Regions from separate parts of the Homo sapiens genome. Here region 1 is linked to region 2. A link is a loop called in an ENCODE intact Hi-C map of the cell type or tissue named here. Cell type or tissue: IMR-90. All regions are shown on one strand. Each heading gives the region's core, and the rest is flanking DNA. Links, peaks and the distances in the headings are about the cores only. Region 1 overlaps RANBP17 (RAN binding protein 17). Region 2 overlaps KCNIP1 (potassium voltage-gated channel interacting protein 1).

Region 1 (2,810 bases), core at 260-2,759, 570 kb after region 2:
TCTCCATCTCAATTAGCAAGGCTGGGAAGATCATTTTATCTCTTCAAGGCCTAACCCATCATGCCACAGTTTTTCATTATCATGAAGATAATGAATGGACATGGAAAGGGAAAAATAAATAAGTCAAGGTTTGTCATTTGGTGTAAAATTTGAATTGACCTTTGCCAAGGGTTAGTACAGACAGGAAAAAAAAAAAAAACCCCCCACAGAAATGCCTTATCATGTAAGAGTTAAAAGAGCATAGACTTTGGTGATAGACAGACCCGGCTTAAAATCCCAGCTCTTCATTTACTGTGTTGTGAACCTTGGCAAGTCATTTCACCTGTCTGAGTCTTGGTTTTCTCATTTGAAAACAGATACAATTCAGTATCATGGTATATTGTAACCATTAAAATAGGTAAAGTGTACTCTGTATAATGTCTGGCACATTTTTGGTAGTTGTAAATGGTCGTTAATATTGTTCTAATAGTGTTGTATGACTTATGTTTGATCCCAGCAGGAAGTGATATTGTATGCAAGTCATCTAAGTGTTATATAATGCTTTCATGTCTTTTATGCATGAAACCATCAGAGCATGTGAAAAAAATTATATAATCTGAAAGCTAATTTACTTTTTAATCTAAACTATTTCTCAGTTACTTTTTTTAAACCCTCCTTATCCAAAGTTTCCTGTAAATTAAATTGCAATAGAAACTTCTTAAAGGTAACTGTCAACTACTATGCCACAGTTATGGCCAAAAATATAACTAATAGGGGATCTAGGCATGTTTTAGGGAGAACTCTACATATTATAAAAATTTTTAAACATTAATTTGATACTGACATATCTTTAATTATTATTAAAATATACTTCATCAGATTTATGTACCCAGAGAAGGGTTACAGATAAAATTTTTATGTCATTGAGTAATCATGCACATGGTTTTTATCTACATATAATATGTACAGAGATTATGAAATTTCAACATGGAAAGTCTTAAAATTCTCTTAACAGTGACAGTTAAACTGGAATTATATATGACCCTTTTATTTCTGCCTTTTTTTTAATTTTTAAGATACGGGGTCTTGTATGTTGCTCAGGCTGGACTCAAACTCCTGGGCTCAAGCGATCCTCCCACCTCAGCCTCCTGACTAGCTGGGACTGTGGTGCTACAGGTGTGCTCCACTGCACCCAGCTTGACTCTTTTATTTCTCTAAACATAAAGAGCAACTCTCAAAATCAAAATTTTCATTATTTGAAAAATAATAAAAGTCTACTTTGGGCACTGTAATATCGATGGTGATCTTGAAACCAGTCTACAACTCTAGGCTATCTAGTGATTAACATTTCATGTTTTTCTCTTCAACAGTTTCAACCAAGAGTCAAGGTCAGAAACCTTCCCCTCAGTGTCAAAGAAGAACTATCTGCCGTAATTGATACTGCCCAAAATTTAGAGAAGATACTGTATTGTTTTCCATTTCCTTATTTAGCTCCTTTGGGGGTAGCGGGGGAACCTTTCTGAAATGAAACTTTTGTCCAGCAGATGGCAGAAAATAGCAAACGGAAAATCTTGGGACTTAATGTTTTCTTGTGAACTAGAAACCTTTGTCTCCTCCATTTGACCATAGATGTTGAAGTTATCAGGGTCAGGGGCGGAGAGAAGTGTCAGTTATGCCAGAAGCTGTGTTAGATTGCCAAATGGGGTGGTTTGGTACTGGCGTTGCTTATAATAATTGAGTTTCAGTAGCAAATCAGCTTCCTTGGGAAAAGGCCAAGGGCTTTTCATAATTGTATTGACAACAAAATGAATATGATAAATGGTGTTCATTCAGTTGAGACAAGATTTATAGTTTTCCTTTGGGCGAGGGATGAAGAGCAAATATTTATAATAATAGTAAAATTTGTTTAAAAGTTATATTATTTGATAATTCAAAAAGCTTTATTAAAATATTTTGAAATACTTTAAGCAGTTTCAGGTGATAAAGTACAGATTCTTTTCAAAGTATTCAAGTAATGCAAAAATGAATAAGTATGATAAAAAAATGCCATGGATATGAAAGTCATTTATTTTTCCTGAAATATTGATATGTCAAACCGTCAGTGATGATTTCCACATTACTGCTGGGGAAAGTTTATTTGCCTTTTATCCACATAAATGTGTGTTCTTTAATTTGTTATACAATCCTTAGCATGCAGAAGAAACATCCTGTAAGAGCACATGTCATCTTAAAGTCAAAATGCATTTTATTTATGGCGATTATTTGATAAAATGCTATTTTAGTGGTTAGCTATTTAATTCAAAAACATTTCTATAAACACTGACTGCATTAACTGCCACACAAACTACATTGCTTTTCACTCTGTCCTTCCAAAACTAAATTGCCTGAAACTACACAGCAACCATCTTGATAAATGGTTTCCAGGGCTGGAGAATTGAAGGAAGATCATTGACATACTTCTTTGCCCCTATGATGGGAATGCAACAATAAGAAAACACCTTAGCTTGCAGTGCATCTGATCTCCTTGTTTAAAATTTTCCTAGATCATACTTAAACTGAAGTATCAAAAATCCAGAGGGAAGTTGGGAAAAAAATTAAGAATTTGTATGACATTATTTCCTCATATGCAGTCTTTTAACTGTTAAAATCTGATCATTGAACTCACTGATTTTTAATCAGGAAGTCAGTGCTGTTATACAGTGGCAAGGCAAGATAACAAGATACATAGAGGAGCACAAACTTTGGAATAGGACAGTCCTAGATTCCAGTCCTGGATTCACCACTTAAACTGTGGGTCTTGAGTAAGCTACTTAATATCCCAGAATCACAAT
Region 2 (2,810 bases), core at 215-2,714:
TCCAGGACGATTTGCCACAGACAGGGGGAGCTAAAGGGGCCCACGCTTGAGGCCGCTCAGCTCTGAGTCCTCGCCGGCCACAGAGGACCTTCGTGCCTGTCCTCTGTCCTCCTGCCCAGTCCCCAGGCCAGGCTCAGCTGGAGTTGGGGAGCAGAAAAACACGCATCTGAATCAAGGCTCTCGGAGCCTTTGCTTCTGCCTCCAAGAGGCGAGGGAAAATGAATACCCAGGCGAGCGAGCAAGAGAGACCCTCAGAAAACCCCAGATGCCCCTGGAATCAAGCCCTGTCCCACCAACGCCACGTGGATTGACAGGCTATTAGTCTTCCTGTAATTAGGATTCTCGCCTCAAATCTTGTATCTTTTTCCCCCAGAAGATTCTCCTCCAGCCTTCACCACTGCCCCCTGGCGCTTCCTTGCAAGGCTTTTGAAGAATCCTTTGCAGAGAAGCAGCCTCCTTTGGCAGGGGCTGCAGAGCACTCTGCCTCCCTAGGCCAGGGCGAACCAACAGAGGCGGGAGATGAGGAGGAGCAGCGCGGCTCTGCTGCGTGGCCCTGGGCAAGCACCACAACCTCTCTGGGCCGTTTGCACATTCTTACCGCCAGGGATGTGGGCGGTAAATGAAAGAGACCAGCACAAACCAGTGTCAGCTCCCTTCCTCGATTCCTAAAATGTGATGCCCAAAGATGGGCCAGCCTCCTGCTGTGCCTTCTCTGGGGGGACATTTAATAAGTGGAAGAGCCCTGGCTCTGAGTCAGGCTAGAATCCCAGTTCTGCACTTAACCAGCTGTGTGACCTCAGGCAAGCAACCTGGCCTCTCTGAACCTGAGTTTCTTCATCTGTAAGTGGGAACGCTAATGCTGTGCTGAGGGTTCCATGGGACAACCATGTAAAAGCACCCAGCACGCACCCAGCAGGCAGCAGGTCCTGCACAGCGTTCCCTCGCGTGGGGGTGGGTTGGGGCTTGAGCACGGGTTGAACCTGGAAGAGGCCATTTCCCTCCCTTCTCCCCGAGGAATAATTGTGAATTCCTGGGTCTCAGAGGAAACATCCGCTTTGGTGGTCAGAAAGGACATCCTCCTTTGAGCAGGGGGAGAGCAGAGGGAAGGGGGTTGCGAGGGTCACGCCTTCCCCAGGCATTCTCGGGGTCTCTCCAGCAAGGATGGAGGCGGCCAGGGGCTTGGGCGGTGTGGGGCGCCACCTGGCGTCCAGAAGAGGTAAGACAGGCGGAGCGGGACCCTCCGAAGTGGGAGGAGGACGCTGGTCAGGGGAGGAGGGGACCGCGAGAGCGAGAGCGGACATTCTACCAAACACATGGACAACACAGAAGATGAGGAAAATGAGCAGGGCAGCTAGTCATAGGAGCAAATTTTAAAAATTAAGTGACTGAGGTAGTCAGGGGGCCTCACTGAGAAGTGGCTTGGAGTAAGACCTGAAGTTGGGGACTGGATATGCAGATGTCTGGGAGGAGAGCTTTTCAGGAAGAAGAATCAGCCAGTGCAGAGGCCTATGGCAGACCCAAGCAGGAGGCAAAAGAAACGCAGAGGCTTTCCAGGATGGAAAATGAAGAATCAGCCAGTGCAGAGGAATGTGCCTGGATGTGTTCCAGGAATGTTTCAGAATGAGCTAAAAGGCCAGGGACAGAGAACTAAGAGGAGAGGAGAGGTCAGAGAGATGGCGGTGGGCGGAAGGAGGGGGCGGGGCGGAGGAGGGGGCGAGGGGGCGGGGGGGCGGAGGGGGGGACGGAGGGGGGGGCGGGGGGCGGGGCGGAGGGGGGATGGGGCGGGGCGGGGTGTGGCTGTGCGTCTGGATAAGGGTTGTGGCTTTTATGCTGCACGAGAAGGAGAGCCATTGGAGAGCTTGGGGCAGAAACAAGAGCTGATGACATTTTAATCCCTCTGGCTGCTGTGCTGGGGTAGACTGTCAGGGCCAAGGGCAGAGTGTGAAAAGCGCCCAAGAGGCTTCTACAAGAATCTAGTGGGAGATGCTGCGGCTCTGGCCAGGTTAGTGGCAGTGCCAGTGGTGAGAGGGATGTGGTTCTGCGGGTGTTGTGAAAATGGAGCCAGCGGGATTTGTTGACAGACCAAAGTTGAGGTGAGACAGAGACTCCGGAATGACTGCAGGGTTATTGGTCTGAGCAGGGTTATTGGTCTGAGCAGATAACCAGATGGAGTCACCACTAACTTAGATGGAGAAGGCTGGTAGAGTGAGGAAATATCGGGAACTTATGTTCGGACTTGTTAAGTTTGAGATGGCTGGGAGATATCTAAGTGGAGAGGGCAAGGAATAAAATGCTTCCTAAACTCCAGCATCCATTCAGTCCCCTGGAGAGCTTGTTAAACCGGATGGATGGGTGCCACGCCCACCCCTGCACCCCTGAGTTGCAATAGGCCCAAAATGATTCAATAGGCCCAACATGGGGCCCAAGGTTCTACATTTCCAACAGCTTCCCAAGTGATGCCAATGCTGCCAGACTGAGAACCACACTTCGAGTAGCACCAAAGTAGGCAACTGGATGTTTGAGGCTGGCATTCAAAAGAGAGATCCTGGCAAGAGATAGAATTTTGGAGTCATTGGCACGGAAATCCACAAAACGACATGAGCTCTCCCAGGGAGTGTGTGTGTGTAAAGAGGGAAGAAAAGAGCATTGAGTCCCGAGCCCCAGGCTCTTCAATGGTAAGAGGTTGGCAGATTAGGAAGGACCAGCAAAGACTGGGATGGGAAACCACTGAAGCAAGAGGAAGGCCAGGCAGATGTGTCCTGAAAGCCAAAAAGAGAAAGGTCATCATTAATATGATACATTTTGCAATT

Evidence for each region. Hi-C counts contacts between places; a loop is a spot of excess contacts. Peaks named below come from ENCODE experiments on the same cell type or tissue, not always from the same donor. Only the 100,000 strongest peaks of a DNase experiment are listed, where the experiment ranks them.
Region 1: it touches region 2 in a loop (5-fold over the local background); 3 of 110 quality-filtered maps call a loop at or near these places.

What each region holds. Positions count from the first base shown.
Region 1 is chr5:171,205,958-171,208,767 of GRCh38, forward strand. The region is part of intron 20 of RANBP17 (RAN binding protein 17); the gene reads left to right. Among named protein-coding and RNA genes, the nearest start is that of TLX3, 100 kb to the right of the region's middle. In IMR-90, for the core only: a CTCF peak has its summit at 1,515 (motif pointing right); no DNase peak of the experiment used is centred there.
Region 2 is chr5:170,631,991-170,634,800 of GRCh38, forward strand. The region is part of intron 1 of KCNIP1 (potassium voltage-gated channel interacting protein 1); the gene reads left to right. Among named protein-coding and RNA genes, the nearest start is that of KCNIP1-AS1, 48 kb to the right of the region's middle. RefSeq lists enhancers at 764-1,345, 1,120-1,299. In IMR-90, for the core only: a CTCF peak has its summit at 1,200 (motif pointing left); a DNase peak (open chromatin) is centred at 1,551; H3K4me3 peaks cover 201 bases.